Linked DNA regions of Homo sapiens: region 1 is linked to region 2. Evidence: chromatin loops called from intact Hi-C (ENCODE). Cell type or tissue: heart left ventricle. All regions are shown on one strand. Links, peaks and the distances in the headings refer to the core of each region. The heading gives the core; the rest is flanking DNA. Region 1 has its middle 13 kb from the start of USP9X. Region 2 has its middle 75 kb from the start of USP9X.

Region 1 (16,048 bases), core at 1,383-9,382, 65 kb before region 2:
CTGAAACTGACCTATTCCCAGCCAAAGACTTGGATGTAAGGACAGCAAGAGTAGCCCCAGCCTTGGATCATCCCTGAGTTCTGGGGACATAAAGGAATCTAAAGCAAAACTACCATGTATCTGCCCACTCAAAGGGGACCAGCTACCTGGTCTTAGTCATGGTACATGGGGCTTAGTCACCAATCAATACCACTGACATTAGAAGGAGAACATCGAGGATAAGCTAGTTAGAAGTGTTATCAACTCAAAGACTATTTCATATTAGTAACTGCACCAAAGTCTTGAAAACTTGCAGCCCATGTATGAAAGAAACTTGACAGTTGTCTCAACATTGATCATCTTTTTTTTTTTTACCCCAAGTTGTTGTTTATTTTCATGAGGGGGGGAAAGAATCCTTTATGATAGTGAAAGTATACTTTATTTTTTTGATACAATAGCTGCCAACAATATACTGGTGTTGATGTTCCAAAAAGAAAAGAAAATACGTGCATGCTATAATAAGCTTTCATTTGCCTGTTCAAGAAATTCTAAAGAAAATACTCCAATTCTGTTCAACATTATGGCTTGAGAAGTTGAAATTTTTCCATGATGAAAATATAATTTGTGTGGCCCAAACTTTGACTATTTATAAAGGATGGAGTTTTTAAAAGCCCAAATATATCAATAATGAATGCTCCCCTCTCTTTGAATTAAATGCTTAATTCAAATTAATGTAAGAAATTGGTGAATCATTAAACTTGATGAAATTTCCATCAAAATTTTCATGAAAAAATACATTTCTATTTCCTCTCCATTTTTACTTCATAGATATTTTCTAAATAGGTTTAAGTGCACAGAAATAAATGCTATCTACATGCAACTCTGGAGCGATTCAAAACACAACAGAAATAAAGTTAACATGCCTAAATCCTAGAGTGTATCCACTTAGTGTAAGAATAAATGTCAGAAATCTCTTAATTGTAAACAGATTGCTCAAGGATTTAAAGATAAATTGTGAAAGTCAAAATTACCAAGAAATAAAATCTTATTTGAATTTTATGACAAAAGTTAACAGTCGTAGTAAAAGAAGACAACAGAACTGTATAGAAAATATGCATCTACATCAAAAAAGGGAAGTTTTATCAACTAGAATAGTAGAGAACTTTCCAACTGTTGAATACAAAACTTTCTCAGAATCCCTTGGAAAACAGTAAGACTTTCCATTCAGACTCCAATCTCCTCACTGAAGTAAATACAAAAGGTGTTTAAATGAAGAGGAATGATTTGTTAGTTGTAAAAATAAAATCAGATTATTTCCATTATGCCAATTTATATACTGCACGAACTGTCTACCATGAAAATTTTATGGTCCAAATTTCTCAAGATTTTAAGCTATGCTCTTTCCACATACAGTGGGATTAAAGCATGTTGTCAGATCATCCTTTTAACTAGGTAGCTTTTGTCCATTTACCAATTTCCATTTGATTTGACTAACGTCCCTGATAAAGTAGTATCTGTCTTTCAACAACAAAAAAAACAATTCTGATCATCAAAATTACAATGGACATACCTTCCTCGAACGTGGCCAAGTGTAATCACTGGGTTAATAAAAAACAAGAGAATAAATATCCAAAATGAAAATACTCTGAGTTGGGCCAGACGCAGTGGCTCATGCCTGTAATCCTAGCACTTTGGGAGGACGAGGAGGGTGGATTACAAGGTCACAAGTTCAAGATCAGGCTGCCTAGGATGGTGAAACCCCCTCTCTACTAAAAATACAAAAATTAGCCGGGCGCGGTGGTGGGCGCCTGTAATCCCAGCTACTCGAGAGGCTGAGGCAGGAGAATCTCTTGAACCCGGGAAGAGGAGGTTGCAGTGAGCCAAGACCATGCCATTGCACTCCAGCCTGGGCAACAGAGTGAGACTCCATCTCAAAAAAAAAAAAAAAAAGAAGAAAAGAAAATACTTTGAGTTTCAGAATGAATTTTCATCACTCTAGTTTGAAGAATGGAGCTCTTTCCTCTGTTAGCCCTCCACCCTGCACTAAATATTACAAAAATCCAAAAAATACATAAATATTCCTTATACCATGCATTATGCACCAGTTTGGGGTTGCCTGATAAAGTCGTAGCTACTATTTAAACAGACATTGCACCTCAAAATTCTGTCATCTATGCACAGTGAATAGACACAATGGTGAGGGCTCCTGAAAGATGGCAAGCTACCTCTAAAGTGAAAAGTTTGTGGTGGAGTGTCTCCAAATTAAAAAGAGGGGAACACGGGTACAGAGGTAGGCAGGGTAAAAGGATTTTAAAATAATACTGCTTAGGAGTGTGTGTGTGTGTGTGTGTGTGTGTGTGTGTGTGTGTGTGTGTGTATATATTTTTTTTTTTTTTTTTTGAGATGCAATCTCGCTCTGTCTCCCAGGCTGGAGTGCAGTGGCGTGAACTTGGCTCACTGCAACCTCTGCCTCCCAGGTTTAAGCGATTCTCCAGCTGCAGCCTCCCAAGTAGCTGGGATTACAGGTGCGCACCACCGCGTCCTGCTAATTTTTTTTTTCTTTTTTTTTAGTAGAGACGGGGTTTCACCATGTTGGCCAGGCTGGTCTTGAACTCCTGCTCAGGTGATCTGCCCGCCTCGGCCTCCCAAAGTGCTGGGATTACAGGCACGAGCCACCGCACCTGGTCAAGGAGTGTATATTTTAAGATAACTACTATACCTTGTCTACCCTTGATCCTAATCCTCAATAACTGCATGTTCGTGCAAAATACAATTTCTACTCTATAAGAAGAAGAGTAGCCTGTTAGGAAAAGCATATTCTTAGGGGAAGACATGAAGACATCTCTTTCATAAATGCAATTTTACTTGGTGGGTCTTTTGGCATCACTATATGCTATTTCAACCTCCTTATCACTGGGACAGGTATTGATGAACTCGTCCCTACTATATGCATTAGTTAGGTATCTCCAGATGCCAGTCATCTCTTTTGGAATATCAAAGTTGTGATATTTTTTGGCCACCACCTTGACAATATGCAGTTTGGGGAGCAGGCTGCAATCAGCTAATGTCATTTCATTGCCATCCAGAAATTTATGTGTAGAAAACTTAATGTCCTCTATACTATTTTCATCAATTTCATCAGGGAGAGGAGAATTCAGATATTTATCCAGTTTCTGCAGGGTTTTCAGGAGATCCTTCTCCAGTGCTTCATTAGCCTCTCGCCTTCAATTCTTGATAAATGCAGAGAATTTGGCAAAGATGTCCATTCCAGCAGTATTTGATTCTGGGTGTTTTGGTGAAAGCTTTAAGTACTTGGGAGGGCATAAGACTTCTTCAAGAAATTCCTCAATCTTACTTACATCCGTTTTGACTTCACTGTTGAAACTTACAAACGGTGGGTGGGTCCTGGGAGCTAAGTTCTGTAGGTCTGCAGGCTTCCATTTCAGGTCAACAGTTGTGACACTAAATACAACTCCTTTGAGTCAACGAATCATGAAGAACCTCTGGGAAAAGGGGCAGTTTCCTATGCTTTCACCATCACTGCCAGCTTTGACGAGGAGCTCAATGAGGGGCTCTTTGTCCTCCTCCTTCAGCCCGTTCAACGGCATCGACAACGCCATGGCCGGCTCGGCTGCGCTCCGCAAACGGCGACGGCTGCTGCTGCTGCTGCTCCTCCTGCTCCAAGGCTGCTCCGACTGCCGGCTCCCGCCGCAGTGCTCTCTGGACAGTACGGCGTCTAACTGGCCGCGGCCTCGGCCCCTCAGCACCTCCCCACGCCCTGCGCACGACCAAAGTTGATCATCTTAAAAACGTACTTGATATTGGCCGGGCGCGGTGGTTCATGCCTGCAATCCCAGCACTTTGGGAGGCCGAGGTGGGCGGATCACAAGGTCAGGAGTTCGAGACCAGCCTGGCCAACATGGTGAAACCCCATCTCTACTAAAAACACACAAAAAAATTAGCCGGGCGTGGTGGTGGGCGCCTGTAATCCCAGCTACTCAGGAGGCTGAGGCAGGAGAATCGCTTGAACCCGGGAGGCTGAGCTTGCAGTGAGCCAAGATTGTACCACTGCACTCCAGACTGGGGGACAGAGCAAGACTCCATCTCAAAAAAAACAAAACAAAAAGTACTTGATATCACTAACAAGTTGTGAAGCTGAATAAACATTTCTAAATTATTAATAAGAAAAGGCCAGGCGAGATGGCGCCTGTAATCCCAGCACTTTGGGAGGCTGAGGCGGGCGGATCACGAGGTCAGGAGATAGCGACCATACTGGCTAAACGGTGAAACCCCGTCTGTACTAAAAATACAAAAAATTAGCCGGGCCTGGTGGCACGTGCCTGTAGTCCCAGCTACTCAGGAGGCTGAGGCAGGAGGCTGAGGCAGGAGAATCGCTTGAACCTGGGAGGCGGAGGTTGCAGTGAGCTGAGATGGCACCACTGCACTCCAGCCTGGGCGACAGAGCAAGACACCATCTCAAAAAAAAAAAAAGAAAAGAAAAGAAGAAATTTTGATCAACCATGGTTTTTTTTTTTTCCTGGATTTTGCGCTGTTTAATTTGTCAGCTGTTTAAATCTTGCCATTTGTGGTGATTTCTCATTGTAAATATTCCCTTTTGTACCTAATTTTGCATTTGTAATTTTGAAATTTTTTTTTCAAAGAAGGCTCCCATAATTGTGTAAGCATCAGGCTTCATAAAGCATGGGTTTGCCCCTGTGAAGAGGAATAAGGTAATAATAAATAATTAAAGGCAAAGCCATGAAGGTACCCATAGTGTCATTTGAGAGTCTGTGTATATTTTGTTAGTTTCTCTAGTTAAAAAACAAAAAGATTTTTTAAAATCCCCCCAGCAATTTAGAAAGCCAAGAAAAACCCAAATAAAACAAAGATACGCAATGAGATGAAATATTTCTTATTCTGATTTTCAAAAGAACTTTGAGAGGCCCAAGTGGTGGAAGCTGAGCCCCCAGGGCCTGGGCATCAAACTGGATGGCTTTGCAGGAAACCCGAAGAAGAAATCTGGGGTAGGAGCAAAAAGGAGGAGGGGTCGCTGAGAGAGCAAGGATCAGCCAGGGCCTGTAATACCACCACTTTGGAAGGACGAGGTGGGAGGATCACTTGAGCTCAGGAGTTTGAGACCAGTCTGGGCAACATAGGGAGACCCCATCACTATAAAAAATAATAATAAATTAGCCAGGAATGGTGGCACATGCCGGTAGTCCCAACTATTGGGGAGGCTGAGGCTGTAGTGAACCAAAATCACACGACTGCACTCCAGCCTGAGCGACAGAACCAGGCCTTGTCTCAAAAAAAAAACAAAAAGCAGGGCCGGGCGCAATGGCTCATGCCTGTAATCCTAGCACTTTGGGAGGCAGAGGCGGGTGGATCACCTGAGGTCAGGAGTTTGAGACCAACCTGGCCAATGTGGCGAAACCCTGTCTCCACTAAAAATACAAAAATTAGCCGGATGTGTTGGCGCATGCCTGTAATCCCAGCTACTCGGGAGGCTGAGGCAGGAGAATCGCTTGAACCCAGGGAGCAGAGGTTGCAGTGAGCCGAGATCACGCCATTGCACTCCAGCCTGGGCAACAAGAGCAAAAGAGCGAAACTCCATCTGAAAACAAACAACAACAATAACAAAATAAAAAATAAAAATAAAGATTTGAGGAGTAAGACCTGAAAAGTGCTGGAGGGACCCCAGAGCTGACCCCAGGCCAACCTGCCTCTCTGCATCTCCACCTTACCTTACCCCAGGGGGCATCACTATTAATATTCCACCAGAGTCTATTAGCCAGTGTTTTAGGTATTATTTCACTCCTTTTACTGTAGAGTTTTTAGATCTTTGGGGCTTTTAAAAATAAAAATAAAAAAAAATAAGGCTGTACCTTATATATTTTATGTAAACCACCATAGCGCAAAATAATTTGATCCTTTTGTTTTTACTAGCGAAATCATGTTTATTTCATCTAGGCCTAAGAAGTACATATTTTCCCAGGAGGAGATATCACCAGTTTGTGGCACTAATTATGCCTCATTCCTGACCCTATGCTAGTTCTAGTAAATCCATTGCTCCTTAGCAGTGGTATATCTCAGATATATATCTACATACCGTCTAGAGGATTCCAAATTTTCCAGCCATATTCACAATCAAAACTGCACTGCAGTCACCCAGACCAACCATTTGCTAATTCAAGTCAGACATCAAGTCAAATTCTCTACATGACTGCAGCCTGGAGAAGCTTCAGTTCTGTCCTGCTTTCTGCCTTAGCACTGTTATTTCTTCTTGACTAGCCTAGAAGTCTTGTAAAAAGGGAGATTTTCAACCAACTCTTCCTTTTGCTAGAGTTTCTTCAAAGTCTACTCTAATTTGGAAATATTACTACTTATCTCAGAAAAAGTAAACACTTTTAAAGCCCATAAGCAAATATGCTCATTTGCTACCAATTCATCTACTATAACATCATTAATTTGGATCTCACTAAATTAGAACATGATATTCTAGACAGCAACTGTCTTGAATTTTATGCTTATCCTATCATTGGGGGAAAGAAAAAAAAGAAAGCATATTCAAATCGACAGTATACACAAAATTATAAGAGAATTATTTATAATCTAGTCTCTATTACAGAGTTGTTTGGAATATTTTAGAAAAATCTGCTAAAATGCTAAACTTCTAAATCATTTTTAGTAATTAAAGTAGCTTCTCTAAAGCATGTGAAAGGGCCCTGTTTCCACACAGAGCTTTCTAGAATCAAGAGAGCCAGGGCCAAGTTAAAGAGGCACTCCCAACGACTCTACTGCAGGCTACTAAAAGTTTCAAATTGGCCAGGCGCAGTGGCTCACGCCTGTAATCCCAGCACTTTGGGAGGCCGAGGTGGGTGGACCACCTGAAGTCAGGAGTTCGAGACCAGCCTGACCAATATGGTGAAACCCCCCCATCTACTAAAAATACAAAAATTAGCCAGGTGTGGTGGCAGGCGTCAATAATCCCAGCTACTCAGGAGGCTGAGGCAGGAGAATTGCTTGAACCTGGGAGGCGGAGGTTCCAGTGAGCCGAGATTGCTCCACTACACTCCAGCCTGGGTGACAAGAGTGAGACTCCGTCTCAAAGGAAAAAAAAAAAAAAGAAAGGAAGAGGATTAGAGAAGGAATAAAGGTAAAATAGAATATTTTATTTTTATTTTTAATACATCTAATAGATAACAGTTTGTTCAAAATAATAATAGCAGTGATTCAATATTAGCAATATTCAGTATAGCTTATGGATAACTGAAATGAATGACAGCAATGTTATAGGGGTGTGAGAGAGGAATTGAGAATATTCTGTTATAAGATACTTGTATTACCTGTCAAGTGGTGGTGTTATTTGAAAGTGGACTTAGATTAGTTGTAAATGTATACTGCAAACTCTAGAGCAACTTCTGAAAAGAAAGAAGTAGAATTGATATGCTAAGAGAGGAGAGAAATTAGAATCATATAAAATGTTCAATTGGCCGGGCACGGTTGCTCACGCTTATAATCCCAGCACTTTGGGAGGCCAAGGCGGGCAGATTGCTTGAGCCCAGGAGTTCGAGACCAGGCTGGCCAACATGGTGGACCCCTCTTTCTACCAAAAAAAATACAAAAATTAGCCAAGTGTGCTGGCGCACGTCTGTAGTCTCAGCTACTCAGGAAGCTGAGGTAGGAGGATCACTTGAGCCCAGGAGGTCGAGGCTGCAGTGATCCAAGATCATGCCACTGTACTCCAGCCTGGACAACAAAGCAAAATCCTGTTTAGAAAAACAACAACAACAAAAAAAAACGTTCAGCTAACACCAGAGAAGGCAGAAAAAAAGTGTAAGGCAAAAACAACAACAACAACAAAAAAAACAAAGAACAAGGATAATGAATAGAAACCAGTAACAAACATGGTAGACGTTAATCCAACTGTATCAACAGTCACTTTAAACATCAATGGTCTAATTATTATAAAATACACCAATTACAAGACAGAAACTGTCAGAAGAGATTAAAAAACCCAACACCCAACTATTTGTCATCTAACAGAAACCAACTTTAAATATAAAGACATAGATTAAAAGTAAAGGGATGTTAGCTGGGCATGGTGGCTCATGCCTGTAGTCCCAGCTACTTGGGAGGCTGACGTGGGAGGATGGCTTCAGCCCGGGAGGAGGAAGCTGCAGTGAGCCAAGATCATTCCACTGCACTACAGCCTGGGTGACACAGGGAGACTCTGTCTTAAACAAACAAACAAACAAAAACAAAAACGAGTATAGTCAATTTTTACATGCATACATATATGCTCTTTATTTATTTATTTATTTATTTTGAGATGGAGTCTTGCTGTCACCCAGGCTGGAGTGCAGTGGCCGCCTCCCAGGTTCAAGCGATTCTCCTGCCTCAGCCTCCTGAGTACCTGGGATTACAGGCGCACGCCACCATGCCCGGCTAATTTTTTTGCATTTTCAGTAGAGACGGGGTTTCACCATGTTGGCCAGGCTGGTCTCCAACTCCTGACCTCAAGTGATCCGCCCCCCTCGGTTTCCCAAAGTGCTGGGATTATAGGCACGAGCCACCGTGCCTGACCTACATATGCTTTTCACATATTTTAACAATAATATTAAATCATTTCAGTACTTATGTGCTAAGCACTGTTCTAGGCACTATATGTGTATTAATTCCTCGTTCTAGGCACTATATGTGTATTAATTCCTTTAATCCTTATAATAAACCTGTAAGTTAGGTGGTATTATCATCTTATTTTAGATAGGAAAACTATGGCATAGATAAAGCATCTGGCTGGAGTCATGTGATTAGTAAGCACAGAGCTAAAATTCAGACAGACCCCACCCAGTCAGGCCCCAGTGTCTGTGTTCTTAGCCTTTCTATATTACAACTGCATATAAAGATAATCGTAGAAGCGGCTTAGCACAGTGTCTCATCCACAATATTAAGTGCTCAATATTATCATTATCATTTTTATCATTATTACTATGCTTCATTGAATCTGAGGTGCCATCAATTGTAGATACATCATTATTTTATGTGCCATTAACAAAGAAAGAAAACACTGCCAATCATAACTGAAGGCTGAGTGTTCTAAAGTGCATTCCAATTTCAAAGATGTGAGGAAATTGCACTTTGTAGAGTGAATGAAATTCAGTATTGTTATATATAGTTTCGCATTTAGTATACAGCTGCTTTGAATACCATCCATATACTAAGGATCCCCAAATTTACATTTTCAATACTGACCATTTCTTTAAATTGTAGACCTGCATATCCAAGTGCTTAGTTGACATCTCCACATGGATGCTAATAGACATCTCAAAAATTAAATGCCTAAAACTGAGTTCTCAATAGTCTTTACCATATCAGTATATGGCATTTTTATTCTTCCGATTATTTAGTCCAAAAGCTTTGGAGTCAGCAAATTCTGATGTCTCTACCTTCAATATAAACCTAAAATTCTACAACTTCTCACTACTCTCATTGCCAATACACTATTCCAAAGCACCCGTGGCAGAGATGGCTAGCTCCTCACCTGATCCATGCTTTCCTCTTCTTCCTGGGCACACATTTCCCAGCCTCCCCTTGCAGTTAGATATAGTCATATGATGAAATTGCTTTATAAGCAATGAAATATGAGAGCAAATTTCTCGTGCCACTTTTAGTCTGCTCCTATAAAACTCACAAACATATTCCTATATGTTTTTCTCCTCTGACAGGTTGCTGCAGTAGGGATGACTGCATGCGACCCCCAAGGATGACCTTGGTGGCCATGTGCTGAAGGTAGCAAAGCTCTTGTCACCCTGGGTTTCTGAATGACTGCATGGAGGAAGGCTGCCCCATTGACCTGTTCACCCACATAATACTTTAAGATGAGCAATAACAAAACGTGTTGTATTTGAGCCAGTGAGCAGTGACAAAACTGATATTGGAGGATACAACATGGAGAGCCATGTTAAAAAGCAGCAAAATTCTTGATTAAAAAGTCGCCTGTAATAAATTAGAAGTCAGATCAAATGTCTCCTGGGCCTATAACTCTAGGGAAAAAAAGATAGAAAGCAATTTTAGGTATGTATTGATGGTTACTTGCTGTATTTAGCAAGGTATTACATGAAGAGAAAAGCTGACTCAAGAACCGGCTGGTTCAATAGCAGAAATGAAAGAAAATAAAGAGTTAAAATAGGCCGAGCACGGTGGCTCATGCCTGTAATCCCAACACTTTGGGAGGCCGAGGTGGGGGGATCAAGAGGTCAAGAGTTTGAGACCAGCCTGGCCAACATGGTGAAACCCTGTCTCTACTAAAAATACAAAAATTAGCCGGGTGTGGTGGCGTATGCCTGTAGTCCCCGCTACTTGGGAGGCTGAGGCAGGAGAATTGCTTGAACCCGGGAGGCGGAGGTTGCAGTGAGCCAAGATCGTGCCACTGCACTCCAGCCTGGGCAACAGAGCAAGACTTCGTCTTGAAAAAAAAAAAAAGAGTTAAAACAATGCCGCACACCAACGACCATCTGATCTTCAACAAAGTTGACAAAAACAAGCAATGGGAAAAGGACTCCCTATTCAATAAATGGTGCTGGGATAACTGGCTACCCATATGCAGAAGACTGAAATTCCACCCCTTCCTTACACCATACACAAAAATCAATTCAAGATGGATTAAAGGCTTAAATGTAAAACCTAAGACTATAAAAATCCTGCAAGATAATCAGGAAATACCATTCTGGAATAGGACCTCACAAAGATTTCATGACAAAGATGCCAAAAGCAGTTGCAACAAAAACAAAAATTGACAAATAGGACCTAATTAAAGAGCTTCTGCACAGCAAAAGAAACTTATCAACAGAGTAAACAGACAACCTATAGAATGGGAGAAAATATTTACAACCTATGAACCCGACAAAGGTCTAATATCCAGAATCTGTAAGGAACTTAAATCAACTAGAAAAAAAAACAAACGACCCCATTTAAAAATGGGCAAAGGACAAGAACAGACACTCTTCAAAACAAGACATAGACACATCCACAGGGAAGTGAGGGGAGAGAGAGCATCAGGACAAATAGCTAAGGCATGTGGGGCTTAATGCCTACGTGATGGGTTGATAGGTACAGCAAACCACCATGAAACATGTTAACCTATGTAGCAAACATGCACATGCTATACAGGTATCCCAGGACTTCAAATTAAATTTAATTTAATTTAATTTAAAAAAACATACACATGGCCAACAAGCACATGAAAAAAGGCTCAACATCACTAATTATTAGAGAAATGCAAATCAAAACCACAATGACCCCAAAGTCCCCAAAGTCCCCCTGCCCTTAAGTCAAATTAAAAAAAACCACGGCCAGGCGCGGTGGCTCACGCCTGTAATCCTAGCACTTTTGGAGGCTGAGGCGGGCAGATCACGAGGTCAGGAGTTCGAAACCAGCCTGACCAACATGGTGAAACCCTGTCTCTGCTAAAAATACAAAAAAAAAAAAATTAGCTGGGCATGGTGGCACACGCCTATAATCCCAGCACTTTTGGAGGCTGAGGCGGGCGGATCACGAGGTCAGGATTTCGAGACCAGCCTGACCAACATGGTGAAACCCTGTCTCTACTAAAAATACACACACACACAAAAATTAGCCGGGCATGGTGGCACATGCCTGTAATCCCAGCTACTCAGGAGGCTGAGGCAGGAGAATCGCTTGAACCCGGGAAGCGGAGGTTGCAGTGAGCTGAGATCGCGCCACTGCACTTTAGCCTGGGCAACAGAGCGAGACTCCATGTCAAAAAAAAAAAAAAAAACCAACACGAGATGCCATCTCACACCACTCAGAATGGCTATTATTAAAAAGGCAAAAAACAACAGATGCTGGAAAGGTTGTGGAGAAAAAGGAATGCTTATACACGGCTGATGAAAATGTAGATTAGTTCAGCCACTGTGGAAAGCAGTATGGCAATTTCTCAAAGAGCTCAAAGCAAACTTACCATTCCACCCAGCAATCCAATTATTGGTATATACCCCGAAAAATACAAATCATTCTACCATAAAGACGCATGCATGCATATGTTGACTGCAGCACTATTCACAATAGCAAATATATGGAATTAACCTAAACAACCATGTATGGTAGAATGGATAAAGAAAAGGTGGTACATATATACCATAGAATACTATGCAACATTAACAAAGAACACAATCATGTCCTTCCCAGAAACATGGATGAAGCTGGAGGCCATTATCCTAAGTGAACTAACACAGGAACAGAAAACCAAATATCTCATGTTCTCACTTATAAGTGGGAGCTAAACACTGATTCCACATGGACATAAAAAAGGGAACAATAGACACCAGGCCCTGCTTGAAGGTGGACAGAGGGAGGAGAGGAGGAATCAAAAAACTACCTATTGGTTATTACCTGGGCGGTGAAATAATCTGTACACCAAACCCCTGTGACATACAATGTACCTATATAACAAACCTGCACATGTACCCCTGAACCTAAAAGTTAAAAAGAAAGAGTTGGGAAATTTGGGGATACAGGGTTAGAAAAGCTCACAACTTCTATATCCCAAATAAGAAGAGAGGAGACCGAAAAAGACTTTGTGTCACAAAGTGTACGGGAAGACTTTGTCATGATATGCTGGTGACGCTGCACATCTTCATGTAGGCCACACAAGCGAGGCTTGGCTGCAGTCTGACCTGAGTGTTGGCAGAATGCCCCCCGATTCTTCCTGGAACAAGGGGAGATAAGGGCAAGGAACTGCTGCAAGGCAGTTTCATGTCCCTATCTTGTGAGCTTTTGACCCCTTGACACAATAGTCCATAAAGACCCCTCACTTAGAGGGACCCTGCCCTAAAGCAAAAATTAGATTAAGGGTGGTGGTGCCCTCACCTAAGCCTGTTGCTTGAGATGACATCGAGGTAGCCAACATTAATTTGAAAGAGAAAGAAGCACAGGACCAAGAAACAAACACTGCAAAAAGGAGACTTTACCACTATGTCTAGGAAAGAACATTGGGCATAGTTACATTACAGCACATGGAACTGTCTGGAAGCAAAGAGATCTGAAGCCTTCTATGGTTTTGAAGGAATTAAATTACCAAAGAAACCAAGAGCCTGCTCTCAAATGCTTCGAGGTGTAAAACAACCCTTGGGCAGGAAATGATCAGAGAAGGCTGCCATGGTCTCCAATCCCCATCATTATCTCTCTGACTTCATTTCTTACTTTCCCCCCCTCACTCCCTCCGTTCCAGCCAGCCTCCTTACCATTCCTTTAACAATAAACATGCTACCACCTTTGCCTTTGCTGATTCCTCTGCCAGGAAAAAACTGTTTTTCCTGTGGATCCCAGGCCCGGTGGATCCCAGTCCCACACTGTGATCCCAGTGGATCACTGTGGATCCCAGCCCCAGGCCTATTTAGGGGAAAGTGAAACAGTCTACCTTTCTTCCTGCAAGCTGCCACTCCCACAGACATCCAGGTCCACTGTTGCCATAAAACAAAATCTAGGTGTAACCTAATTGCCCTGCCACCTGTTCATGCAAGAACCTCAACTCCCCACAAAAAGCACCTCATTATTTCCAGGAGTTGCTGGGGGTTGTCACACATACTTAGGAACAAGTCCACTGCAACAGTCTCTGTAAGACTCTACTCTCAGCTGGATACCACAGACACTGCTGCCACTCTAAGGGCTTGGTTAGGGTGTTGGTTTTTCCTGCAGGATTGCAATAGTTCTGCCCTGGTGGCCCCCTGGACTGTAGGGGTCTGCAGAAGATATGCGGTGGTCTGTGGGTGGTTGGGATGAACAGCTCTCCCCACATGTTATCTTCTGCTAAATCAGTACAGGGCAGTGCCACATGGAAATATAGGCTAAGGCAGCTATTGGAAGTCTGTAGTAAGAGAAGGGCATTAGTGCTCTCCAGGTATACATTTTTCTCTCTTTTTTTTACTGACACGGTATTACTCTCTTGCTCAGGCTGGAGTGCAGTGCCTATTCAAAGGTGAGATCACAGCTCACCAAAGCCTTAACTCCCTGCCTTAAGCAATTCACCCACTTCAGCCTCCCAGGTAGCTGAGACTATAAGCATGTACCATCATGCCTGGTTAGAGAACACTTGTTTTTTTTGTTGTTATAGTTGTTGTTGTTTGAGATGGAGTCTCACTCTGTCACCCAAGACAGAGTGCAGTGGTGCAGAGGCTCACTGCAACCTCCACCTCCTGGGTTCAAGCGATTCTCCAGTCTCAGCCTCCCGAGTAGCTGGAATTACAGGCATGCCCCACCACACCCAGCTAATTTTTGTATTTTTAGTAGAGATGGGGTTTCACCATGTTGGCCAGTCTGGTCTCGAACTCCCGATCTCAGGTGATCCGCCTGCCTCGGCCTCCCAAAGTGCTGGGATTACAGGCGTGAGCCACCACGCCTGACCTTTTTTTTTAAATTAATTAATTAATTAATTAATTTTGAGACGGAGCCTCAATCTGTTGCTCAGGCTGGAGTGCAGTGGCACGATCTTGGCTCACTGCAACCTCTACCTCCAGGGTTCAAGCAATTTTCCTGCCTCAGCCTCCCGAGTAGCTGGGACTACAGGCACGCACCACCATGCCCAGCTAATTTTGTATTTTTAGTAGAAACAGGGCTTCACCATGCTGCCTAGGCTGGTCTCGAACACCTGACCTCAGGTGATCCGCCCACTTCAGCCTCCCAAAGTGCTGGGATTACAGGCGTGAGCCACCTTACCTGGCCACAATGGAGATTTTTTAATTTTCTTTATTTTTTTGAGATGGAGTCTCACTCTATCACCGAGGCTTGGATGCAGTGGTGCGATCTCAGCTCACTGCAACCTCCACCTCCCAGGATAGAGAGATTCTGTGCCTCAGCCTCCCGAGTAGCTGGGATTACAGGCACGCACCACCATGCCTGGCTAATTTTTGTATTTTTAGTAGAGACAAGGTTTCACCATGTTGGCCAGGCTTCTCTCAAACTCTTGGCCTCAAGTGAGCTGTCTCCCTCGGCTTCCCAAAGTACTGGGATTACAGGCGTGAGCCACTGGGCCTGGCCACAATGGAAATTTTTTTATAATTCAAGTGTAATTTGAAAATTGAGGTAAAATTATTATTTTTTTTTAAATTTTTTTTTTGAGATGGAGTTTTGCTCTTGTTGCCCAGACTGGAGTGCAATGGCACAATCTTGGCTCACTGCAACCTCTGCCACCGGGTTCAAGTGATTCTCCTGCCTCAGCCTCCCGAGTAGCTGGGATTACAGGCATGCACCACTACGCCTGGCTAATTTTGTATTTTTAATAGAGACAGGGTTTCTCCGTGTTGGTCAGGCTGGTCTCGAACTCCCGACCTCAGGAAATCCGCCCACCTCAGCCTCCCAAAGTGCTGGGATTACAGGCGTGAGCCACTGTGCCCAGCCAAAATTATTAAATTAAGGTTAAACTACTTAAAATATAATGAACAAACATCCAGTGAACAGCTTGATGAATATTTACATATTCATATTTACACAACCATGTAACCACCACTTATATGAAGACATAAAACATTTCCATAACCCAGACTATCCTTCATAAAAGGTGATTTTCCAATTCTGTCATTTTTTTACGAACTTGAATTAGTTCATAATGAAGAACTTTCCTATCATTTCTGGATGCTCTTGAATATAGTTTGCCCAGAAAAACAAAATAAATGTGATTCTTTTCCTTTATTTGCCTATTATACAATTAGTGAGTTGATGTTCCAGCAGCCTCCAAAAGGTAACCAGTGAGGTTTTATTTATTGATTATTGATGTCATTATGAACTCATGGAGTTTTAAAATACTTGATGTGTAAATATTACAGTACTTTGCAGTCATTATGCTTTTTGATGCTCAAATTGTTCCATCTTGTCATACAACCCTTGGAGTCCTTAATTTTTCTTAATTTCTGGTAAGATAGGATATTCCAAGTTCATCTTTTACATTTCCAGCCTCGGAATTGGAACTAGCCACTTCCCTAAGGAGTTCTGCATATTTGTTTGTTTTAAATTATATTTACTCACTATAATCTGGATGCTGGGTCTTTATTGC
Region 2 (16,048 bases), core at 3,410-11,409:
TCTCAAACTCCTGGGTTCAAGTGATCCACTTGTCTTAGCCTCCCGAAGTGCTGGCATTACAGGCATGAGCCACTGTGCCTGGCTCCCTTTGCTGTCTTATCTGATTCCTAGAGCCATCTCAATCCTGTGAAGGCTCCGTGGCATTGAGGAGGCTGAACTGGGTGGTGAACAGAACAAGCTCTGGTGTCAGCAAACTTGGGTCATATCATGGCCCCCCTACCTACTAACTGAGGGACCTTGGCTAAATCATTTAACCTCTCTTGGTCACTGTTTTTTCACGTCTAAAATAGGGAAAATACCATTTACTTCCAGGGCTGGCAAGAGTTAAATGATGCGATGATATGGCATAGAAGGGTTCAATTAAGGAAGAAAATCCTGGTCACTCAGGTAGTGCTAGATAGCTTCTGTTGCTTCTCAGACCTGCTCTCCATTTTCCTCCACCCTGCTCTCTGTCCCTCTGACTTCTGCTTGTGTTTGGCTAAGGGGGAGCTCCAGCAAGAAATCAAAGGAAGAATGTGGGAGGCCAAGGCAGGAGGATCTCTTGAGGCCGGGAGTTTGAGACCAGCCTGGGTAACATAGTAAGACCTCATCTATACCAAAAGCAAAAAAAAAAAAAAAAAAATTAGCCAAATGTGGTGGCATGCACCCGTAGTCCTAGCTACTTGGGAGGCTGAGGTGGGAGGATCGCTTGAGCCCAGGAGTTTGAGGCTACGGTGAGCTGAGATTGCACCACTGCACTCCAGCCTGGCTGACAGAGTGAGACCCTGTCTGTAAAGCAACAGGGTAGAGTGAAGCCAGGGATCTACGTTCCTGGTTTTTTCCCTGCGAGGTCACTTCAGTGTGGCTGTGTTCCTAGACAAAAGGTCATAGCTCTTTTCAAGGTAGCTTCTTTATGGGACTTTCCCCTTTTGGGTTCCAATTACCACTCTGTCTCATTGACTTTGGACCTACGAGTGATAACGGCCTCAGGGTACTGCACTGACCTTCACTGGCACAGCTGGGAGCTTCCAGAATGACCTCCTTCTTTATGGGTTCCTTCTTTCTCAAAGGCTTGGGCCTTTAGGGCATGTCTCCTCACCAGGACTTTAGGAAACAATGAAATGAAATACTGTCTAGAATACTTTTTCACAGTAAAGCACTGTATGAGTACAAGGGTTTTATTACTACTATGAGTTGACTGAGCCTTAGTGGGTGAAAAATGACTACAAGAGTCATATAGGGGCTGGGCGTGGTGGCTCACACCTGTAATCCCAGCACTTTGGGAGGCTGAGTTGGGTGGATCATTTGAGGTCAGGAGTTCAAGACCAGCCTGGCCAAGATGGTAAAACCCCGTCTCTACTAAAAATACAAAAATTAGCCGGATGTGGTGGTGCACGCCTGTAATCCCAGCTACTTGGGAGGCTGAGGCACGAGAATCATTGAAACCCAGGAAGCGGAGGTTGAAGTGAGCCGAGATCAAGCCACTGCAATCCAGCCTGGGCAACAGAGGGAGACTCTGTCTCAGAAAAAAAAGAAAAAAAAAAGAGTCATATAGGAAAATCATCTGGTCACCCGAGATGTTTACCTTAGGCCTCTCTTCTATTTAAGTGCTTGGATTATAATTTCAAAACACAATATGTAAAAATGACACCCAACTGTCACTGAGAACCTTAGAAAAAAATATTGTTAGGCATCTGTGTTGTAGGCAAAGAGGCCTTAGGGTAGTCTCCTGTCTTTTCTACCACATAGCTGCAGCCCTTCAGTCTCATTCAGGATTCCGTTTGCTCTGTTTTGGTCACCAACACATCTGTCTTACCAAAAGGTGAGGAACTTTGGTGTATATATATACATACATATATATATATATATATATATATATATATATATATATATATATATATATATATATATATATTTTAGATGGAGTCTTGCTCTGTTGCCAGGCTGGAGTGCAGTGGCGCAATCTCGGCTCACTGCAACCTCCGCCTCCCGGGTTCAAGCGATTCTCCTGCCTCAGCCTTCCGAGTAGCTGGGACTATAGGTGCACGCCACCATGCCCTGCTAATTTTTGTATTTTTAGTAGAGACAGGGTTTCACTGTGTTAGCCAGGACGGTCTCGATCTCTTGACCTCATGATCCGCCTGCCTCGGTGTCCCAAAGTGCTGGGATTACAGGCGTGAGCCACCATACCCGGCCTTGGTCTATATTTTCTTTTCTTTTCTGTGGTGTTTGTTTGTTTGAGACAGGGTCTCACTCTGTCGCCCAGGCTAGAGTGCAGTGGCACGATCTCCACCTCCCAGGATCAAGCAATCCTCCCCTCTTAGCCTCCAGAGTGGCTGGGACTACGGGCATGCACCACCATGCCCGGCTAATTTTTGTGTTTTTTATAGAGACAGGGTTTTGCCGTGTTGCCCAGGCTGGCTATATTTTCTTGGTCTGTGAATTATAGGAGCTTTGCCTAGTCCCTAAGTACAATTTGATACGACTTAATGTGCACATCAGACTTTTTAAAATTTCTGATCTTTTTCCCTCAGGCTGCCTCACAAGCTCTTTAGGGCTGGAAGATAGAGAAAACTCACTCCTTTGGGCACTGGTTTCAAGCCAGAATTAAGCTTTTGGTATTTCTGTCCCTGGAGCTCACAGGTTCTCTGAATTGTACTCTCAGACGTGTCCAAGTAAGATCAATGTTTCTTCAGCCTCTTCTCAACAAAATTCCACCCACCTCTTCTTGATTGTCTTGCTTAACTTCCATCCTATTTGTATTAATATATGTCCCCTCTGGTTCTGACTTTTCTAAGACCCAGTGTTCTCTTCTTTTCTAAACTATCATTCTTTTTTTTTCTGGTTTTCTTTTTTTTTTTTTGGTAGAGACAGGGTCTCACTATGCCCATGCTGGTCTTGAACTACTGGCTTCAAGCAATCCTCCCATCTTGGCCTCCCAAACTGCTGGGATTACAGGCATGAGTCACGACAATCAACCTCAAATATAATTTTTGAGTCATTCTTCTACCCTGTTGCCCAACCGCTACCTAAGCCTATGAGTCAGTTTATGTCATTGTTACCTTTTCATCCCAAACTCATCTTAGATATTATCATGAAGGCATAATAGCGATTCACATAATGAAGGAAGAGTCCGTCATCACAGTGTGGCTAAATCAAGTGATTTTGTATCTGTGGCCACAGAATTTGGTTGAATAAACTCTGAATTGCTATACATGTGTGGGATATGTGGGTTCCACTTAAGGCCAATTTTTGTTACTCATCCATCCATCCCCAATCAATTCAATTGAACAGTTACTGTCTGCCTTTTAGGGACTGCTTCTTGATTGAGTTGAGCTGTACTATGCAGAACATCAGGAGAAACTCTCAACCATTTTCTTTAATTGATACCCAAGGGTGGCCACTTCTTCTCTAAACTTTTCATGATGGCCTGTTGCTGCCTTCCTCCAGTCCCGCAATTCTACAGCCGTTCTCCCCTTAAAAAGACAATGTTTGTTCTTGTTAAGGTCTTGTTAAAAAAAAAAAACAACAACAAAACTAGGCTCAAGATAATGGCAGAAACGTACGTTAAAAGAAATAAGATAATGCGCTGAAATCACCTACGCAGTCATTGTAAACCCTGCCTGTCTGGTGACAGTTATGGTTAGGCAGAGAGAGCTAGAATGATCCAGAAACCTGAAGGACATAAGTGAATGGCAGTGCTGAAATCAGCATTGCACTCTGGTGACATCGTAAAATCATTCAGAAACAGGGCCAGGAATTCTGCTAGACCCTTAAGGATGTCAAACCACTTGGTTTGACACAATTAGTTTTGTTCGAATCAGAGCCAACACCAGCACCAGCCATAAGCTGCCTCTTAAAGGAGAGGAAATATATTGGCTTAACTTTTTTTTTTTGAGACAGGGTCTTACTCTGTCGCTCAGGCTGCAGTGCAGTGGCGTGATCACGGCTCACTGCAGCTTCAACATCCCAGGCTCAAGCAATCCTACCTCAGCCTCCCGAGTAGCTAGGATTACAAGCATGTGCCACCATGCCTGGCTAATTTTTTTTTTTTTTTTGTATTTTTAGTAGACATGGAGTTACGCCATGTTGGCCAGGCTAAACTTGGCCTCCCAAAGTGCTGGGACTACACTGTGCCTGGCCTTTATTTTTCATTTGTTTATTTTTTTAAGAGACGGTGTCTCGTTCTGTGGGCCAGGCTGGAGTGCAGTGGTGCCATCATAGCTCATTGCAGCCTCAAACTCCTGGGCTCATGGAATCCTCTCACCTCTGCCTCCAGAGTAGGTGTGACTACAGGCATGCACACCACATCTGGATATTTTTAAATTTTTTGTAGATACAGGGGTTTCACTATGTTGCCTAGGCTGGTCTTGAACTCCTGAGCTCAACAGATCCTCTTGCCTTGGCCTCCCAGAGCGTTGGGATTACAGGCGTGAAAGGTGTGAACCTTAGCACCAGCCAGAAAATTCTTTTTTTTTTTTTTGAGACAGAGTCTCGCTCTGTCACCAGGCTGAAGTGCAGTGGCACGATCTTGGCTCACTGCAACCTCCACCTCCTGGGTTCAAGCAATTCTCGTGCCTCGGCCTCCTGAGTAGCTGGAATTACAGGCACGCGCCACCACGCCACCACACCTGGCCTGAAAATTCTTTAAAACTGGAAAGGAAAGGCCAAGCGCAGTGGTTCACGCCTGTAATCCCAGCACTTTGGGAGGCCGAGGCGGGCGGATCATGAGGTCAGGAGATCGAGACCATCCTGGCCAACATGGTGAAACCCCGTCTCTACTAAAAATACAAAAAATTAGCCGGGTGTGGTGGCGCGTGCCTGTAGTCCCAGCTACCAGGGAGCCTGAGGTGGGGAATCGCTTGAACCCGGGAGGCAGAGGTTGCAGTGAGCCGAGATCGCGCCACTGCGCTCCAGCCTGGCGACAGAGCAAGCCTCCGTATCGAAAAAAAAAAGAAAAAAAAAAACTGGAAAGGAAATACTTCTGAGTCCAGGCAGACAAAGCCTGGTGGATTGAGGGGCGGCCCCCAAGGGATGTGTTCTCATTCCTAACTCCGGCACCTGTGAATGTGACCTTATCTGGCAAAAGGGTTTTTGCAGGTGTAATTAAGTTAAGGATCTCAAGATGAGGAGATCACCCTGGATCATCTAGGTGGGCCCTAAATTCCAATGACAAGTGTCCTTATTAGGGCACTTATAAACTCATAAAACTTATAAACTGGACACAGTGGCTCACACCTGTAATCCCAGCACTTTGGGTGGCCGAGGCAGGAGGATCACTTGAGCCCAGGAGTTAGAGGTTGCAGTGAGCTATGATCACGCCACTGCACTGCAGCCTGGGTGACAGCGAGACCCTGTCTCAAAAAAAATAAAAATAAAAATAAAAAAGGGAGAGACAGAGAGAGACTTGAGACAGAAGAGAAGATGCAGCTACACAGAGGAGTTGTGACAACAGAGGCAGAGATTGGAGTGATGCGGACATAAGCCAAGGAATGCTAAAGATTGCTGGCAACCATCGGAAGCTAGAAGGAGTACAGCCCTGTGGACACCTTAGTTTTGGATGCCTGGTCTCCACAAGTGCGAGAGGATGCGTTTCTGTGGTTTGAAGCCACCATGTTTGTGGTACTTTGTTACGGCAGCCCTAGAGAACTAGGACTCTGGTAGTAAACCCAGCAAGCTGGAGATAAAACTCCAGGCAGAGCCAAGAGCCAAGAGTTTGGGTCCCTGGGAGTCTCAGGGGGTCCCAGGAGTGGAGACGATCTCTTCTTTGTGAGGATGAGCTGGTGGTTGTCTGGGTTGCACAGTGGTCCCCCTGTGCACTCCTGTGACCAGTGGCCGAGGAGGAATCTGCGGGCTCAGGACTGGCTTGAGAACATTTCATACTCTTGGCCACTGTCAGCATTAGTGCTGCAGGGATGGGTGGATGATCTAGACACAAGTGAGAGTGAGAAGACTTTTAAAAAGCAGCCAAGGAGAAAGCAATCTGTATTTGCTTGGTGGAAATAAAATTCTACTGCACTGTGAGCCAGGCTTATTAATGCAGAGTAGGGAAAAGAAATTGGCAAAGCCAGCCACCTTTTATTTGATAAAGTGACCAGCCACCTGAGGCAGGCATGTTTTAAAGACACTGGGTGAAAACGCTCACTGCGTGAGGGTGGAAGAGGGAGACAAACAAGTATGATTTTGAAAGAACAATGGCATAGAACATTCACATACATACAGACTGCTAGGAAGAAAACGCTGAATTTCAAAATTCTTCTCCACTGGAAACTGTTCTAAGACCTCCTTTCTCTGTTGCAAAGAGAGGAGGCTACAATAAGGAAGAGAAAGGAAAAGATCTTTGATGTATTTATTTATTAACATTAGAGCCTTGACTATTCACCTCAGCATTAACCAGGTAGATATTGTCCTGTTGGTTTTATAATGTTTAAGAATCCTTGAACATCGGTTTGCTCCTGTTCACGTGTAATTTCACATTTAATTTAATTAATGTATCTATTTTGAGATGGGGTCTCACTGTATCACCCAGGCTGGAGTGCAGCGGTGAGATCATTGCTCACTGCAGCCTCAACCTCCTGGGCTCAAGCGATCTTCTCACCTCAGCCCCCAAAATAGTTGGGACTATCAGCTTGCGCCCCACCCCTGGCTAATTTTTATTCTTTTTGAATTTTAGTAGAGACAAGGTCTCCCTTATGTTGCCCAGGCTCAATTTCGTATTTTATATTTAAAGAACTAGATTTCCTAAATAAGAATCACTCCTTTCTCTTTCAAGAGAAGATAGTTACTTAGAGGGTAGACAGGACTGATTATTTTCTTTGGTATGCCCTAAGGAATTATGTAAAACTTGACAGAAAATTTCCAGACTACAAAAATGGCTTCACTACCAATTCCTTCCCCTCTTCCATCTTTTGAGCTTAGAAAAACAAGATAAAGAAGGTTATGTCTTTTCAGTTATTCCTTTCTCATCTATTTCCCCAGTTTGGTCTACACTGAAAGCATACACGATTCTTCCTCCACTGGTTCATTGAATAATCTTCTTTCCTTAGTTCCCACATATCCAATCTATAAATCAAGCACATGAGATATATAGATTCTAAGTATCAGGTGGAATTCTGCCTTACACTCCAGAACATTTTTTTTTTCTTATGCTGTTTTTCATGTAAAGCAGAATCTGTAAGTATCGTAACAGGATTCAGCCAGGGAAACAGAGCCACTGTGAGTATTCTAGGAATAAAACCGTTCACAGCTGTGGGAAGAGCTGGGGAAGTGAATGTCTGGAAGGAGGAGTCAGAAGATCAGAGAGTCACTAGCCGTTGCCGGAAGCACTGGTGCAGTTGGACAAATCAGAGCTTGCAGGAAAATTCCAGAAGCCAAAGCACATCTAGCCACCGAAGCAGGGCCGCGGAGGGGGAGTTCGTGGAGAGGTTTATGGGAGCTGTGGCCTCTACGTAGCTCCCGCCCCATGTGGGGCGACAGCCAAGCCCCTGGTGGTGGGCCCGAGGCAGCTGTTGGGTAGCAGAGCCAACAGCAGGAAATGTTAGCTGGGAGGGAGCAGAGGAGAGAGCCGGATAAACCGGGAGCTGCAGGGCCTCTCAGGGCCCCTCTGTTTCTGTCCTTCACTGTATCTGACGGGAAACCTGCCAGGGGCAGTGACTGCTGCTCGCCTTCCGCCCTACAATTCTTGCACAAGGTTCTCTTTTGGCCAACTCTAACCCGGAAACACAGCAGGGAGGGGCTTCTAGGAAATGGAGTTCCCAGCCTTAATCGAGTTGCCATAGCACAACTCAGCACCGCATCTCCCAGCGTGATCAATGAAATGACATCACAGGCTCGGTAAAAGCCATTTAAAAATAACTCCTTCATTCTACTGTTCCTCAGCTCAGAAGTCAGGTGCGTGCATAGGTCGCCCTTCGTTAAGATTCTCCACTTACGGAGGTGGTGGACCTGGCAGGGTGTTGTAGGAAGGAGTGGCATGTGCTGAGAAGCTCACAGGATCCTTAGTCCTGGCTGTGACTCACAGGTATTGTGTAGCCTCGGGCAAATCCCTCTCCTCTGTGCCTCTGGTTTGTTCATCTGTAAAATGGGCAGAATTGTACTCAGTTGGCTTTTGCATGGTCCAAATGAGAAAACGGAAGTGAAACCCCCCTGTAAACTGCTAAATGCCAGGATAGTTATAAATTCCTTTTTTTTTTTTTTTTTTTTTTTTTTGCGGGGACGGGGAGGACAGAGTCTCGCTCTGTCGCCCAGGCTGGAGTGCAACGGCACAATCTCGGCTCACTGCAACCTCCGCCTCCCAGGTTTAAGCGATTCTCCTGCCTCAGCCTCCCAAGTAGCTGGGATTACAAGCGCCTGCCACTGTGCCTGGCTAATTTTTGCATTTTTGGTAGAGACGAGGTTTCGCCATGTTGGCCAGGCTGGTCTCAAACTCCTGACCTCAGGTGATCAGCCCGCCTCCGCCTCCCAAAGTGCTGGGATTACAGGTGTTAGCCACCATGCCTGGCCAAATTCCTTTATTTCAAGGAATATTCTTGAGCTTGGCAAAAGTTTGGAGTTTACGTACAAAATACATACTCAAAAGGAATTATGAAGTGAATGAATTCCTGAATAAACATGACTTGGCATCATGGGGAAACAATTTACAGTATTGGTGGGGACATAATTTCAGAGATGGAAGCTGCCAGAAGAGCTTCTTTTCTCCTAAAAGCCCATCCCAGGACCTCACTAGTCCTGATAACCCAGAAGTTTCCCTGCCACTAAAAAGATCTGTTTATTTTCCAGTTAACAAAGAGTGAAGAGGACACTATCATCATCATCATCAACATCATCATCATCATCATTATTATTTGCCTGAAGGCCCAGAGTACACCGTAATGGAGTACTGCTGATGGGAAAGGAATTAGCATTGACCTCTCAGGAGGTTAATTTGGGAGTTTAGCTCATGATCTAGTAATTCTGCTTCTGGAAGTTTATGAGAAGGAAGTGCTCTAATATGTGCGCCTGTGTGATCGCTGGGCTTTAGCATTTTAGGGGTGAGCCAACTGTATCTCAGAGGTGGCCATGTCTTGCATTGAGGAGAGAGAGCACCTGCGAGAACTTCCATGCTATATTCTATTTGGGAAGAACTTGAACCTTGCATAACGTAAACGAAGAGAATTAACAAGAATTTGTGGCACCCCTTCTGTGTCAGTTCTTCTTCCAGATAATAGGAATATAGCAATAAACAAAACAGACCAGGTTCCTGCCCTCATGGGGGAAAGAGGCAATCTAAAAATGAAAAATGGGCCAGGCGCGGTGGCCCACGCCTGTAATCCCAGCACTTTCGGAGGCCAAGGTGGACGGATTACCCAAGGTCAGGAGTTCAAGACCAGCCTGGCCAACATGGCGAAACCCCATCTCTACTAAAAATACAAAAATTAGCTGGGCGTGGTGGCACGTGCCTGTAAGGCCAGCTACTCGGGAGGCTGAGGCAGGAGAATTGCTTGAACCCAGGAGGTGGAGGTTGTAGTGAGCTGAGATTGTGCCATTGCACTCCAGCCTGGACGACAGAGCGAGACTTCATCTCAAAATAAATAAATAAATAAATATAAAGATGAAAAATGTCACCAAATGTCAGATTAAGTACCAAGAGGGAAAATAAAGCAGCGTCAAGGATTAGAGAGTAATATGGGTGCTATTTTTAGATAAGGTGGTCAAGGGGGGGCCTCTTTGAGGAGGTGCCGTTGGGTCAGAGACATGAATGAACAAAGGCAGGAAACTATGCTGATATTTGAAGGCAGAACATTTCAGGAGCGGAGAAAGTAATACACAGGCCGAAGATGAGAAGGAAGTTTACGAACTTCGTTTCTGAGACAAGGTCTCACCCTATCGTCCAGCCTGGAATACAGTGGCATGATCATAGCTCACTGTAACATTGAACTCCTGGGCTCAAGCGACCCTCTCGTCTCAGCCTCCTGAGAATGAACTTCTTTATTCAGGGGACAGCAGGGAGACCAATGTGGCTGGAGCATGGTGAGCAAGCAGGGAGGGTGATAGCAGCTGAGGTTGGAGAGAAAGCCAGGGGACAGATCACACTGGCTTTTGATTTGGGTCAAGTCAGGTGGGAAACCATTGGAAAGTTTTGAAGTGGAACATGACCTTTGCTGGCTTAAATATTGAAAGGCTATCCATGAGGAGTAAATTACAGCTGGGCAAGAGTGGACACAGAGAGACCAATTAAGACCTATTGCAAGTGGTCCATCCAGGAGGCTGTCAGGAGGCTGGACCAGGGCAGGGCAGCAGTGGAGAAGGTGAGAAGTGGTCAGAGGCAATAACACTATAAGAGCAAAGCTGAAGGGATTTGCTACGAGGTCAAATGTGAATTGTAATAGAAAGATGAGAGTCAAGGATGACTTCAAGGTTTTTGGCCTGAGCAAGTGGAAGAATGGAGCCGTTATTTACTAAGAAGGGGGATGCTAGGCAGGAGCAGGTTTGGGAATAATGCAGAATTTAATTATGGACAGATTAAGAATGAGATACAGCCTGGGCAACATGGCGAAACCCCATCTCTACTAAAAATACAAAAAGATTAGCTGGGCATGGTGGTGCGCACCTATAATCCCAGCTACTTGGGAAGCTGAGGCAGGAGCATCGCTTGAGCCCGGGAGGTGGAGGTTGCAGTGAGCCGAGAGTGTGCCACTACACTCCAGCCTGGGCGACCGAGTGAGACCCTGTCTCAAAAAAAAAAGAAAAAAAAGAAAAAGAATGAGATACAGAATAACCATTCAAACTGGGTTATTTAGGTTCTATCCAATACTTTTGTATTTTTAGTGGAGCAATTGGGCACATGAGTCTGGAGGTCAGGACAGAAAATACAAATTTGAGACTCATTAGTGTATAGAGGGTATTTAAAGCCGTTAGACTGGGTGAGCTCATGCAGGAGTGAGCAATAATAGAGAAGAGATCTAAAGTCTGCATACTGGGACACCCTGATGCTGAGAGGTCAGGATGAAGAGAATGAGCCAGTGAGTGAGGAAGAAAACCAGGAGAATGTAGCGTTCTCGAAGCTAAATGAAGAAGATGTTTTAAGGAGGAAGCTGCTGCCTGGGATTTGGGAGGGATTAAATAATAAGCAGGAGGGGCTGGGCGCAGTGGCTCATGCCTGTAATCCCAGCACTTTGGGAGGTTGAGGCAGGTGGATCACCTGAGGTCAGGAGTTCGAGACCAGCCTGGCCAACATGGCAAAACCCCATCTCTATAAAAAATACAAAAATTAGCTAGGCAAGGTGGAGTGCGTCTGTGATCCCAGCTACTTGGGAGGCTGGGGCAGGAGAATCGCCTGAACCTGGGAGGCGGAGGTTGCAGTGAGCCAAGATTGTGCCACTGCACTGCAGCCTGGGTGACAAAACGAAACTCTGTCTCAATAAAAATAAAAAATAAAAATAAGCAGGAGGCATTTGGAATTTTCAGGGCTGCTTGAGTGAGAAGATAAAGAGTTTAGGTACAAAGGCTGGGCATGGTGGCTTACGTCTGTAATCCTAGCACATTGTGAGGCAGAGGCAGGAGGATGGTTTGAGGCCAGGAGTTTGAGACCAGCCTGGGAGACCCTTATTTTTAAATTAAATTTTTTTTTTTTTTGGAGACAGAGTCTCGCTCTGTCGCCCAGGCTGGAGTGCAGTGGCACAATCTCGGCTCACTGCAAGCTCCGCCTCCCAGGTTCACGCCATTCTCCTGCCTCAGCCTCCCGAGTAGCTGGGACTACAGGCGCCTCCACGCCCAGCTAATTTTTTGTATTTTTAGTAGAGATGGGGTTTCACCATGTTAGCCATGATCTCCTGACCTCGTGATCTGCCCGCCTCCCAAAGTGCTGGGATTACAGGCGTGAGCCACTGCGCCCGGCCAATTTTTTTTTTTTTTTTAATTAGCCAGGCGTGGTCATGCATGCCTGTAGTCCCAGCTACCAAGGAGGCTAAGGTGGGAGGATCACTTGAGCCCAGGAGTTCGAGGCTGCAGTGAGCTATGATTGAGCCACTGCACTCCAGCCTGGGAGATGGAGTGAGATTCTGTCTCAAAAAAGAAAAAAAAGAGTTTAGGTACACAGAAAGGAGAGAAGATATAAAAAGGTCAGGGGGTCAGTAAAGAGAGCAGAAGGCAGAAGGTCCCAGGAGCATGGCAGGATCCATAAAGGAATGCCATCCATGAGAAGTCCCCAGGTGGTGGAGAATGGCCAGCAACTTTCTAGGAACAGTAATGTCTGGTGTGAATTTGATTACTTCCTGCCCTGTATTGTGATTGTCTTTCATTTCCCCCAAAGCTCAGTGAAAGGCAGCTACACGTGGCTGCCATGCATTAGGGGCACTTTGGACAGATGAAGGAAGAAAGGCAAAGTCATGTTGAAAGGGGACAGCTGCCCAAGAGGATGAAATGCTTGCAGGGATAAACAGGAAAACAGAGTGAGAAGTGATTGAGAGGAACGGAACCCCGCTGAGACCTCTTGAAGACCTTGGGGGAAGTGCTGAACTTCCCTTTGTTGGAGGGGATGAGTCTCCAGCATTTTATTTAGATATTAAAGGAAAAGGTAAATTGTGCAGACTGGAGGACCTGGAGTCACCTGGGTAACAAAAATAAATGGAAAAGTGTGCAAGGATACATGTGCAGACATGCTCTTAGCAGCATGGTTTTTTTTTTTTGGTTTTTTTTTTTTGGAGACAGGGTCTCACTGTGTCACCCAGGCTTGAGGGCAGTGGGGCAATCTTGGCTCACTGCAACCTCCGCCTCCCAGGTTCAAGTGATTCTCCCTCTTCAGCCTCCCGAGTTGCTGGGGCTACAGGCACGTGCCACCATGCCCTTCTAACTTTTGTAGTTTTAGTAGAGATGGGGTTTCACCATGTTGGTCAGGCTGGTCTTGAACTCCTGAGCTCTAGGGATCCTCCTGTCTCAGCCTCCCAAAGTGCTGGGATTACGGGTGTGAGCCACCACGCCCAGCCAGCAGCATTATTGTTATTTTTTGGGACAGAGTTGTGCAGTGGCACGATCTCAGTTCACTGCAGCTTTGACCTCCTGGGCTCAGGTGAGCACCTGGCCTTGCAGTTTTTTGTTTGTTTGTTTACATTAACAAATATTGGGAGGCTGCTTGGATGTCTGGCAATGAGAGAGTGATAAAGTAGGTTGTGATGCCTCTTTTTTCATGCAGCCACTAGAAATGATGACAAGGGCACATATTCTGTTGAATGAGAGAAGCAGGTTTTGAAACAGTGCAAATACTGGGATCCCAGTTTCATAGAGGTTCTATGTGCACATCTAGGTGTCCACAGAAAGAGAAGTAAACCATATTAACCCATACATTTGAAATGGTAGTCCCTGAGTGGTGAGATTATGGGTAACTTTAATTTTTTTCTCCCTTATACCTTCTCTAGTTTCTAAGTTTCTTTTTTTACAGTAAATATTTATTACTTTTATGATTAGGGAAAGCAATAAATGTTTAAATAATTCACTGATGTATGATTTGGATTTCACTTCTTCTCATTTATATGTTTTATTAGGAAAACATTTTTTTTTTCTTCTTGAGACACAGTCTCGCTTTGTCGCCCAGGTTGGAGTTCAGTGGGGCGATCACAGCTCACTGCAGCCTCAACTTCCCCGGGTTCAAGTGATCCTCCTGCCTCAGCCTCCCAAGTAGGTGGGACTACAGGCATGTGCTACCATACGTGGCTAATTTTCTAGAAAAAATTTTTTGTAGAGATGAGGTCTCACTATATTGCCCAGGCTGGTCTCGAACTCCTGGGCTCAAGCAATCCTCTGCCCCAGCCTCCCACAGTGCTGGGATTACAGGCGTGAGCCATCGTGCCCAGCCTAGGGAAACATTTTGAAGATAGAAGATAAAATCATTTTTATGTTAGCATGTAGCTTAATTATGCTGGAATTTTAGGATAACATAGACTTCTGAGTCTTTGAATCCACTTAGAGGTCAAACGACCTGCCTGATAAGAAAAGCCTTTAAGTATTTAGAAGATTAGCCATCTTTGCTTGGGGGTTCAAAGTATACCTACTCCTTCAACTGTCCAGTATTCATATTTCTGATAAAGTTCTGATACTTTACCCTGGAATAATTTTTGTGTATGGTATGGGGTGAATGAAGGTCAAGTTTAATTTTCTTCCTACTCTGATAATGTTTGATGAAATCAATATCAATAATTTGTATTTCTTTGTCTTCCTAACAATTCTTTACCAGAGCCAGATGTAAGTTGAAAGATATCTCCTAGAGAACTAACCACTTATAAGCCTGTAATCCCCCAATCACTGATTTCTGACAATACAGAGAAGTGCTATTCATCACTTTTCCTTACTCAGTGATTTGGCTTCTCTGAGAGGATTTAGTGCCCTGCTGCCTATAAAACATTTTCAGAAAACCAGGTCTTAAAAATGAAAGTTCTTAAATCCCAGAAGATATATCACAGTGACCTGCAGAGGGAAGCTATCTTTATTTTGTGTTGCTATAATAGAATACCACAGAATTGGTAATTTATTGTTTATTTATTTTGAGACGGAGTCTTACTCTGTCACCTGGGCTGGAGTGCAGTGGCGCAATCTCGGCTCACTGTAACCTTCGCCTCCCGGGTTCAAGTGATTCTCTTGCCTCAGCCTCCTGAGTAGCTGGGATTACGGGTGCGTGCCACCATGCCTGGCTAATTTTTGTATTTTTAGTAGAGACAGTGTGTCACCATGTTGGCCAGGCTGGTCTCAAACGCCTGAGTGATCCTCCCGCCTCAGCCTCCCAAAGTGCTGGGATTACAGGTGTGAGCCACTGTGCCTGGCCTGATTATTTATTTATTTATTTATTTTTGAGACAGAGTCTGACTGTGTCACCCAGGCTGCAGTGCAGTGGTGATATCTCGGTTCACTGCAGCCTCTGTGTCTTGGGCACAAGAGATTCTCCTGCCTCAGTCTCCTGAATAGCTGGGACTACAGGCGCACACCAGGGCACCTGGCTAATTTTTGCATTGTTTGTAGAGAAGGGGTTTCTCCATGTTGGTCAGGTTGGTCTCAAACTCCTGAGCTCAAGTGATTCGACCTCCTTGGCCTCCCAAAGTGTTGGGATTACAGGCATGAGTCACCTCGTCTAGCCTTGGATTTTACTTTTTGATTCATTTGTTCTCTAAATTACAAAGAGTGAGCAGGTCACACTTCCACTTTAATGGTGGTAAGAAGCTCATTTAATGGAGCTATTTTCTGGGCACTGGTTTAATGCCTGTCCCTTTTTCACGGGCATCATTTCCTCTAAGCCTTCACTTTGAAGAATATCTATCTGCTCTTGGAAACCATTGCCTTCCGAATACTTACTTCAATCTGGCACTATCATACATTAGCCTTTCTTTAGTACACTTTAAGTAACTGCAAAGAAGTTTAAAGAGGTCCTAGGTTCAAAATTCACCTGTGGATAACACAGACATATGTCACCGGGATGATTGTGTAGCATTTGCATGTATTCTGAGTAGTTGTAGTAGATCAGCTCTAGGAGGAAAAGCGATTCCCAGGGCAGAGATTTTACTGTCCCCAGGTTGCTACTTGTTATTTTCTGGCCTGGTTTTCTAAGATCAAAGGACTGCAGGAGACTCACTGGATTCACTGTGCAGTGTGGGGAAGACAAATGGATGGGTGTCCTGATGGTAGAATGCACGCTTCAGAGAGGTAAACATGCTGACTGCCTCTTTGGCCACGTAGCCCAGGAGCTGGACATTTCTGCTCCCTTCATCTCCTCGTGTAGCTCGGCTGGACAGTTGGTTCCTTTCGGGTGCAATCATCAATCTTGATGTTTGTGCAAACCAGTCCTGACAAGCTGGTACAGCATGGTCCATTGCACCACATGTACACAACAAAATCATCAATCATTAACGTAAAAAACCTTCCAAGGGCCACATTCTCAGGGGTTGGGCAAGGAATGATCATAGCTCTAGGGTCCCTTGGAGCTGTGCTGGGAGTGAGCAACCAGATATACTGTGTTACTCCTTCCTACCCTCCTGTTTTCCAGCTTCACACCGGGCAGGTGCAGTGACTTAGTCTCTCTGATTCCCAAGTTCAACACCCCCAGGGAAAA

What was found. Peaks named below come from ENCODE experiments on the same cell type or tissue, not always from the same donor. Only the 100,000 strongest peaks of a DNase experiment are listed, where the experiment ranks them.
Region 1: it touches region 2 in a loop (2.3-fold over the local background); 41 of 110 quality-filtered maps call a loop at or near these places.

The regions. Positions count from the first base shown.
Region 1 is chrX:41,064,550-41,080,597 of GRCh38, reverse strand. It overlaps the pseudogene CLIC4P3. Among named protein-coding and RNA genes, the nearest start is that of USP9X, 13 kb to the left of the region's middle. In heart left ventricle, for the core only: no CTCF peak of the experiment used is centred there; no DNase peak of the experiment used is centred there.
Region 2 is chrX:41,001,955-41,018,002 of GRCh38, reverse strand. No RefSeq gene overlaps it. Among named protein-coding and RNA genes, the nearest start is that of USP9X, 75 kb to the left of the region's middle. In heart left ventricle, for the core only: a CTCF peak has its summit at 7,451; a DNase peak (open chromatin) is centred at 7,472; H3K4me3 peaks cover 1,195 bases; H3K27ac peaks cover 1,347 bases.